2 separate regions of the Homo sapiens genome follow, and region 1 is linked to region 2. Evidence: read pairs that join two places in POLR2A ChIA-PET (ENCODE). Cell type or tissue: Panc1. All regions are shown on one strand. Each heading gives the region's core, and the rest is flanking DNA. Links, peaks and the distances in the headings are about the cores only.

Region 1 (4,401 bases), core at 222-4,221, 500 kb before region 2:
GCTGGGCGTGGTGGCACGCACCTGTAATCCCAGCTACTCAGGAGACTGAGGCAGGAGAATTGCTTGAACCCAGGAGGCGGGGGTTGCAGTGAGCCGAGGTCGTGCCACTGCACTCCAGCCTGGGCAATAAGAACAAAACTCCATCTCAAAATAATAATGATAATAATAATAATAGTAATAATACCAGCTTGCATTTGTTGAGCACTTAACTACCTGCCAGATGCTGTTTTGATTGCTTTACATGTTCTAGTTAATTTAATCTTCCCAAGTACACCAGCGGTAGTTACTGTTGTTATCTTTATTTTACTGATGAGGAAGTTGAGACACTGAGAAATTAAGTGATTTACTTAATACTATTTAATTTAATTCACCCAATACTATCTATTTAATTGGTAAATAGGGGAGCTGTGATTCATATGCAGGCAGTCTGAAACCAGAGCCTGTGTGCTTATATTTCGCATTCTCATTATCAGTGGTAAGAATCTCATCTCTAAAGGAATAATCTGTTATCGGCTTAAAGAGACTCATAATTTAGAAAGTCTTTTGTTTATATATCATTATGAAATTGTGTCTATTAGTTTTCCAAAGTTTACTCTTTTAAAGAACACTGGTTACTTGGAGCTACAAATAAGCAGCTTTTCCATTTGGGCTTTGAGAACCATTTCTGCCAGTAACTCAAACCTGATCCTGGAGCTCAAAGCTTAACATATGTGGCTGCCTTCTTTAAATCTTTACTTAGTTATTTAATAGGGATGTCAAATGTAAACAAGACCCAGCTACTGAATTATTCTCCAAACCTGCTTTTTCTCCAAACTTTCCTGTCTCCATAAATTAAACCACCAACTACCCAATTTCACAAAGGCCTAGCAGTATTCTGATTTATTTATTTTTTTCACCCCTATATCTCATCCATCAAGTCCTGTTGTCACTACCTCGAAAACATATCCTGATTCTTTCTTTGCATTTTTCTTCGCTCTGCCTCCATTGGAGTATACATTTTCATCCTTACTGCCATAAGCTTCTAACAGGGCTCAGAGTTTCCACCTTGTCCCTCACTCACCAGCTAGAGGCCTTTTGAAAAGAAGTCAGGCCACTTTCCTGCTTAAATCTTCCAATAGCTTTTTCCCTGGCACATAGAATGAAATTCAGATTACTTACCATGGCTGGTGGCCACCAGGTCTTCTACTATTTACTCCCCTATAGTTTATGCTGCCCCACCCACACCAGCCTTCATTCTGTTCCTCAGTAGGCCACACTCATTCTGTCTTACTTAGCCGTTTGTGTTAGCTGTTCTTTTCCTTTCTGTCCTGTCCTTCTGATTGGCTGGCTTTCTTTCTTTCTTTTTTTTTTTTTTTGAGCTGGAGTCTCGCCCTGTCACCCAGGCTAGAGTGCAGTGGTGCGATCTCAGCTCACTGCATCCTCCACCTCCTGAGTTCAAATGATTCTCCTGTCTCAGCCTTCTGAGTAGCTGGGATTACAGGCGCCTGCCACCACACCCAGCTAACTTTTGTATATTTAGCAGAGACGGGATTTCACCATGTTGACCAGGCTGATCTCGAACTCCTGAGCTCTTGATCCGCCCGCCTCAGCCTCCCAAAACACTGGGATTACAGGCATGAGCCACCAGGCCCGGCCAGCTGGCTCTGTCTTAACATTAAGTACTCAGTTCAAACGTCACCTACTCAGAGTGGCGCTTCCTGATCAGGCAGTCTAGAGTAACTATCTAGGTGCTCTATTACATTATCACAATATCTATTAAATTATTATGTTATTATAATTCTCAGCAGAGCACTTAGCACCAACTATTATTTTTCCTTGTTAAATTAATTACTTTTTCCCAGCAGTAGACTGTAAGAGCTCCATGTGAGCAGGTATTTTGTTTGTCTTGTTTGCTTTAGTTTCAGGGCCTAGAGTAGTATCTGGATACAGCGAAGGCACTCATTAAGTATTTGTTAGTTAACCAATTAATTATTAATATTTCGTAGTCACACCTTGAAGACCTCAACCTAGGAGATCTTTATCAAAAGAACCTTGATCTGCTGGCAGATTTGTCAAACTCCTGTCCAGGCTTTTGACAGATTTGGCAAATGCCGCTTTTCTCTTTTCAAAATTACATTAGTAGTCCTTGTAAAACTGTGTCTAACATTTTATTGTAACCATATTTGGATTTAATTTTATAAATTACGTTTGGAAAGAGGACAAGAGACTCTTTGTAAATAAGCCTGTAATTTTTACTGGTGACAGCTTTTGTCACCTAGAATCAATGTGCTTATTCTTTTTGAGATTGCTGAAATGAGCTTTGTAAATATTTTTGTTGTAATATCATTTTATGGTATATTCTTCAAATTATATTGCTTTATCCATGGTGAATTCCTTCTGGAAATGGAGTAGGGGAGCACCTTGGATCTTTTCTTTAAACCCAAGTACCCAGGTTTTTTTGTTCTGTGTTTTTTCTATTTTCACACCAAAGTTAAACCTTTACAGTATTAGTTTTACATATAGACAGTCTTGCATTGTAGATGTTGTAAGGCATTGTCTCTACATATAAAATTCAGACTTGGAATATTTGTAGGAGATGTTAATAACACACAACAGAGGATCGACTTCTGGGCATGTTGTTTTCATAATCATTCGTCAAGCTCTCATGCTTAGCCTTGTTTTAGACACTGTACCAGAATTAGAGGGAAAAAACATAATCAGCTTACATTACAGGATTTACACATTGATGTGGTTCAGTCAAAATGCAAATAGTATTGACAGATATTCAGGGGCAAAACACAGGGGCAGGATGAATTTAAAAAGCAAGGGGAAGGAAAGAAGAAAGAGGAGGGAGAAAAATGACTATGTTATTAGTCATTGCTCTACACTTGAAGGCTGTAACAGATGGACACTTAGATAACCTTCATGGTCTGGTTTAATTTACTGCATATAATTTCCACAGTTCTTTCAGATGATTAAATGAGTGGTTCTTGACAACAATTACGAACATTTAAAGGTGGAAATTTATGCATATTTCCCTAAATTGCATGTCAGGTAGTTCCTGCTATAATTTTGCTAAATGTCCATGAATCTCTTGAAAAATACAACTCATAAATGTGGAAGGCCTATACATAACTTCCATTTCCTCCCTCAGATTCAATAATAATATATCATTTTGTGGCACAAATCTTTTTTTCTTTTTTTCTTTTTCTTTTTTTTTTTTTTTTTTTGAGACAGAGTTTTGCTCTTGTCCCCCAGGCTGGAGTGCAGTGGCGCAATCTTGGCACACTGCAACCTCCGCCTCCTGAGTTGAAGCGATTCTCCTGCCTCAGCCTCCTAAGTAGCTGGGACTACAGGTGCATGCCACCATGCCTGGCTAATTTTTTGTATTTTTAGTAGAGGGGGGTTTCACCACGTTAGGCAGGATGGTCTTGATCTCCTGTCCTCATGATCCGCCTGCCTCCGCCTCCCAAAGTGCTAGGATTTACAGGTGTGAGCCACGGAGCCCGGCCCAGCACAAGTCTTTTATCTGTTGTTAATCTGATGTTATTTAGTGGAACACTTCAGATGCATTCATAGAATTATACATTTTACTAAATATATCACAGCTTGAAATATAGTTTCCCCATTTTTATCAGCTTTCATAGAATTCTTAATTGATTTTTAAATGGCTAATATTGCTTATAAAAAGTAGTTGATCAAGCTCTTAAATTCCTATTTCTGAGTTCCTTGTTCTAGTTCACACTAGACCAGAGGTCAGCAAACTTTTTTCATATAAATCCAGATAATAAATATTTTAGGTTGTGTGGGTCCAGTCATCACCGTCATAACTGCTGTTGCAGTGTAAAAGCAGTCATAGAAAATAAATGTGTAAACGAATGAGTATGGCTGTGTTCCAATAAAATTTTATTTATGGACAACAATATTTGAATTTTATGTAATTTTCACGTCACAAAATAGTCTTATTTTGATTGTTTTTCAACTTTCACAGTGGGTTGAATTTGGCCTGTGAACCGCAGTTTGCAAACGCTGCCCCAAACTCAAAGTCACATCGTGAATTGTATGTCACGTGTCTTCAGGAGAAGAAATTTGAAACAAATCCAGAGAGAATTGTGTTTTACCTTAGTTACTCCGTTACTTAGTAGTTATCAGCTATGTATTAGACCAGTCACATATCTGTTAAAATCAGATATTTGATTCTAAAATATCTCAAGATTAGTTCAGAAACCTTGAAGGTAAATAAATGAAGGACCAGGAAAAGACTTCAGCTTAAAAGTATCAGGTTTTTAACATTTTTGTTACAAATTGGATTTGTTTTCACTCACTTGGATTTTTATCTGCTTACTTTGAAACAGTTCATCAGGTGAAATCACTCTAGAATTATTAGGTCAGCTTCTTTTATTTTCATTTTTCTTCAGAGGC
Region 2 (4,401 bases), core at 134-4,133:
ATGCAGTGTATTATGTGGCATGCAGTGTGTTACATAGTGCTTAACAAAAATATTTTTTATCAAGGACTTTTAAGGATCAAGGACTTAGATCTAAGACCTGAAACTATAAAAATTCTAGAAGATAACACCAGAAAAACCCTTCTAGACACTGGCTTAGGCAAGGATTTCATGACCAAGAACCCAAAAGCAAATGCAATAAAAACAAAGATAAATATTTGGGACAATTAAACTAAAGAGCTTTTTTCACGGCAAAAGGAACAATCAGCAAACAGACAACCCACAGAGTGGGAGAAAATCTTCACAATCTATACATCTGAAAAAGGACTAATATCCAGAATCTACAACAAACTCAAATTAGCAAGAAAAAAATCCCATCAAAAAGTGTGCCCATGGAATACTATGCAGCCATAAAAAAGGATGAGCTCATGTCCATTGTAGGGACATGGATGAAGCTGGAAACCATCATTCTGAGCAAACTGTTGCAAGGAAAGAAAACCAAACACCGCATGTTCTCACTCACAGGTGGGAACTGAACAATTAAAACATTTGGACACAGGGTGGGGAACATCACACACCGGGGCCTGTCGTGGGGTGCAGGGCGGGGGGAGGGATAGCATTAGGAGATATACCTAATGTAATTGACAAGTTAATGGGTGCAGCACACCAACATGGCACATGTATACATATGTAACAAACTTGCACGTTGTGCACATGTACCCTAGAACTCAAAGTATAATTTAAAAAAATTCAGGGCATATAAACAATCAAATTTTGTTCTACCACAAAAAAAAAGTGTGCTAAGGACATGAATAAACAATTCTCAAAAGAAGATATACAAATGGCCAACAAACATATGAAAAAATGCTCAACATCACTAATGATTAGGGAAATGCAAATCAAAACCACAATGTGATACCATCTTACCCCTGCAAGAATGGCCATAATCAAAAAATTAAAAAGAAAAAAAGATATTGGCATGGATGCTGTAAACAGGGAACGCGTCTATGCAGCTGGTGGGAATGTAAAGTAGTACAACCACTGTGGAAAACAGTGTGGAGATTCCTTCAAGAACTAAAAGTAGAACTACCATTTGATCCAGCAGTCCCACTGCTGGGTACCTACCCAGAGGAAAAGAAGTCATTGGTTGGTCACGGTGACTCACACCTGTAATCTCAGCACTTTGGGAGGCCAAGGCAGGTGGATCACCTGAGGTCAGGAGTTCGAGACCAGCCTGGCCAACATGGTGAAACCCCGTCTCTGCTAAAAATGCAAAAATTAGTTGGGCATGGTGGTGGGCACCTGTAATCCCAGCTACTCGGGAGGCTGAGGCAGGAGAATGGCTTGACCCCAGGAGGCGGAGATTGCAGTGAGGTGAGATTGTGCCATTGCACTCCAGTCTGGGTGACAGTGCAAGATTCCATCTCAAAAAAAAAAAAGTCATTGTAAGAAAAAGATAACTTGCACACACATGTTTACAGCAGCACAATTTGCAATTGCAAAAATGTGGAACCAACCCAAATGCCCATCAATCAATGAGTGGATAAAGAAACTGTGAGATATATATATATATATGATATTCAGCCATAAAAAGGAATGAATGAATGGCATTCGCAGCGACCTGGATAATATTGGAGACTATTTTTCTAAGTAAAGTAACTCAGGAATGGAAAACCAAACATCGTATGTTCTCACTCATAAGTAGGAGCTAAGCTATGAGGATGCAAAGGCATAAGAATGAGACAATGGACTGTGGGGACTCGGGGAAAGAGTGGGAAGGGGGTGAAGGATAAAATACTACAAATTGGGTGCAGTATATACTGCTCGGGTGATGGGTGTACCCAAATTTCACAAATCACCACTAAAGAACTTACTCAGGTTACCAAACACTACCTGTTCCCCAATAACCTATGGAAATAAAACAACTAAAATAAATAAATAAAATGAAAAAAATAGACCCCCACAAATAATGGGCAGTTGTTTTGAGCAAAGTTTCAAAGGCAATTCAATAGAGAAAGGATAGTCTTTTCAACATACACTGTTGGAACAACTAGATACCCATATACAAAGAAATTAATCTCAACCTATATACCTCAAACCTTATACAAAAATTAACTCAATGCATCATACAGCTAAATGTGCAATGTAAACCTATAAAACTAATAGAAAACAGGAGAAAATTTTCATGATCTTGGGTTAGGCCATAGTTCTTAGACATATGAAAAGCACAATCCATAAGAATGAATCATGTCTATTATCCCAGCACTTTGGGAGGCCGAGACGGGCAGATCACGAGGTCAGGAGTTTGAGACCAGCCTGGCCTGCAAGGTGAAACCCCCTCTCTACTAAAAATACAAAAATTAGTCGGGCTTGGTGGCGTGCGCCTGTAATCCCAGCTACTTGGGAGGCTGAGATAAGAGAATCACTTGACTCTGGGAGGCAGAGGTTGCAGTGAGCCGAGATCACCACTGCACTCCGGCCTGGGTGACAGAGAGAGACTCCATCTCAAAAAAAAAAAAAAAAAAATCTTAAATTTAAAAATTTTGCTCTGCAAAAGACACTTAATAGAAGGGAAAGACAAGCTACATACTGGGGAAAAATACTGTACTTGCAAAACATACCAACAAAGGATTTGTGTTCAGAATATATAAAGATTTTCACTACAACAATAAGAAAACAAAACAATGGGGAAAAGAAGCAATTCTTCAGAGAAAGATGGGTGGCAAATAGGCATGTGAAAAGATCATCATTAGCTGTTGGGGAAATGTAAATCAAAACCACACCAGTTAGAATGGCTAAAATTAAAAACAAAAAATGACAATACCAAGTGCTGGTGAGGATATGGAATAACTAGAACATTCATACATTGCTGGTGGGTGTACAAAATGGTACAGACACTCTAGACAACAGTTTGGCCATTTCTTGTAAATAAACATATGTTTACTATACAACCCGGCAATCCCTCTCCTAGGTATTTACCCTAGGGAAATGAAAACTTAACATCCACACAAAAGAGTTCATGGTTATAACTGCTATACTGTGCCACCTCTTTGCTGTTTGCTGTCCTGGAAACAGCAGGCGAGAGCTAGTGGCCTTCTCAGTGTTTGCTTTTCTCTTCAGGTTGCCAGCTTTACTCAGTTACCTGTCTAACCCACGTGGGTATATTAAATTGGTCTCCCAACGTTAAGTAACTTGTCCAAAGTTACATGGTGTGTCAGCAAAGTTTTGAACTCAGGTCTCCTGATTTGCAGAGAACTGCATCAGAAATTTAAAAATTCTGTGTATCTATGCATTTATGTGTATATTTAGATGCATACACACTCTTTGACTCCTCCCTGTACACAGTTCTAACCCAATATGATAATTCCCAAGTTTGATCCTTTGCTTTCTGTAGTATACTCTTTCCTTCTCCGATTGCATCTACTCATAGATTTCTTCTCTTATTCTTTGCAAATGACTGCAATTCTGATTTTCAGCCCCTAATTTCTGACTGCTGTAAGTCACTTGCGTATTGTGGTGTTACGAGGTATACACACACATACATACACACATTTTCAAGCACGGTCCCTGACTCCCATAGCCTTGTTAAGTCTTTTGTTATAATGCCAGTTGTGTTAGGCCTCAGGGGCAGGCCTCAGGAAACAGAATCTCTCTGGCCTCTCCTGCTCTCCTTTCACCTGCCCCAAGGCAGAACTCTAATCTTGCTGATTGTGGGTCTTAAATACCTCCTGAGAGCTCCTGCCCCATCCCTTGGAGGAAGGAATGCTGATAACATAAAGTTCCCATAAAGGCCAATAGAACTGGGTTTGGAGAGCTTCTAGATAGCTGACCACGTTCGTGGAGGTTCTGGAGGGCATGGAAGCTTTGTGCCCCTCCTCCCATACTTTGCCCTACACATCTCTTCCTTGTAGCCTTTGCAACATCCTTTATAATAAACCAGGAAACATGTTTCCATGAGTTCTGTGAGCTGCTCCAGCAAGTTATTCAAACCCAAAGATGGGATCATGGCAACCCCAACTTGAAAGTGGTTGGTCAGAAGTTCTGGAGTCCAAGACATATGACTGGTGCCGGTGTGTCTTCCTCAGGTAGACAGTGTTGGAATTGAATAGGAGGATACCCAGCTGGTGTCCGCTGCTTGGTGGTAGGGAGGAACCCCCTCACATTTGGTCCCAGAATTCTTCTGTGATGATGATTGTTGTGGTGGTGATGTAAGAGCAGAGGAAAAACACGGAGAGTTTTCCTGGAACACATATCCACCTCTCCCCCAAAAACTGAGCTCACGTTCCCCTAGACTCACCTCATACTATGAAGCGGCAGCTGGAGGAATGCTGATGGAAAGGAGAGACCAGTTAGGAAGTGCCTGTAGCAGTCTCCCCAAGGTGAGGAAGGCCTACCTGTGGACGG

Evidence for each region. ChIA-PET counts read pairs that join two places held together with the same protein. Peaks named below come from ENCODE experiments on the same cell type or tissue, not always from the same donor. Only the 100,000 strongest peaks of a DNase experiment are listed, where the experiment ranks them.
Region 1: POLR2A ChIA-PET joins it to region 2 with 9 read pairs; 5 of 35 experiments call an interaction of 5 or more read pairs at or near these places.

The regions. Positions count from the first base shown.
Region 1 is chr3:99,822,586-99,826,986 of GRCh38, forward strand. All of the region lies in intron 1 of CMSS1 (cms1 ribosomal small subunit homolog), which reads left to right. HP09053 (a long non-coding RNA gene) reads right to left here and starts at 1,280. Exons shown (of 3, transcript NR_110821.1): 1 at 1,159-1,280. All of the region lies in intron 1 of LOC105374010 (a long non-coding RNA gene), which reads left to right. In Panc1, for the core only: no CTCF peak of the experiment used is centred there; no DNase peak of the experiment used is centred there; H3K4me3 peaks cover 284 bases; H3K27ac peaks cover 1,696 bases.
Region 2 is chr3:100,327,166-100,331,566 of GRCh38, forward strand. No RefSeq gene overlaps it. Among named protein-coding and RNA genes, the nearest start is that of NIT2, 5.4 kb to the right of the region's middle. RefSeq lists a silencer at 1,037-1,267. In Panc1, for the core only: no CTCF peak of the experiment used is centred there; no DNase peak of the experiment used is centred there.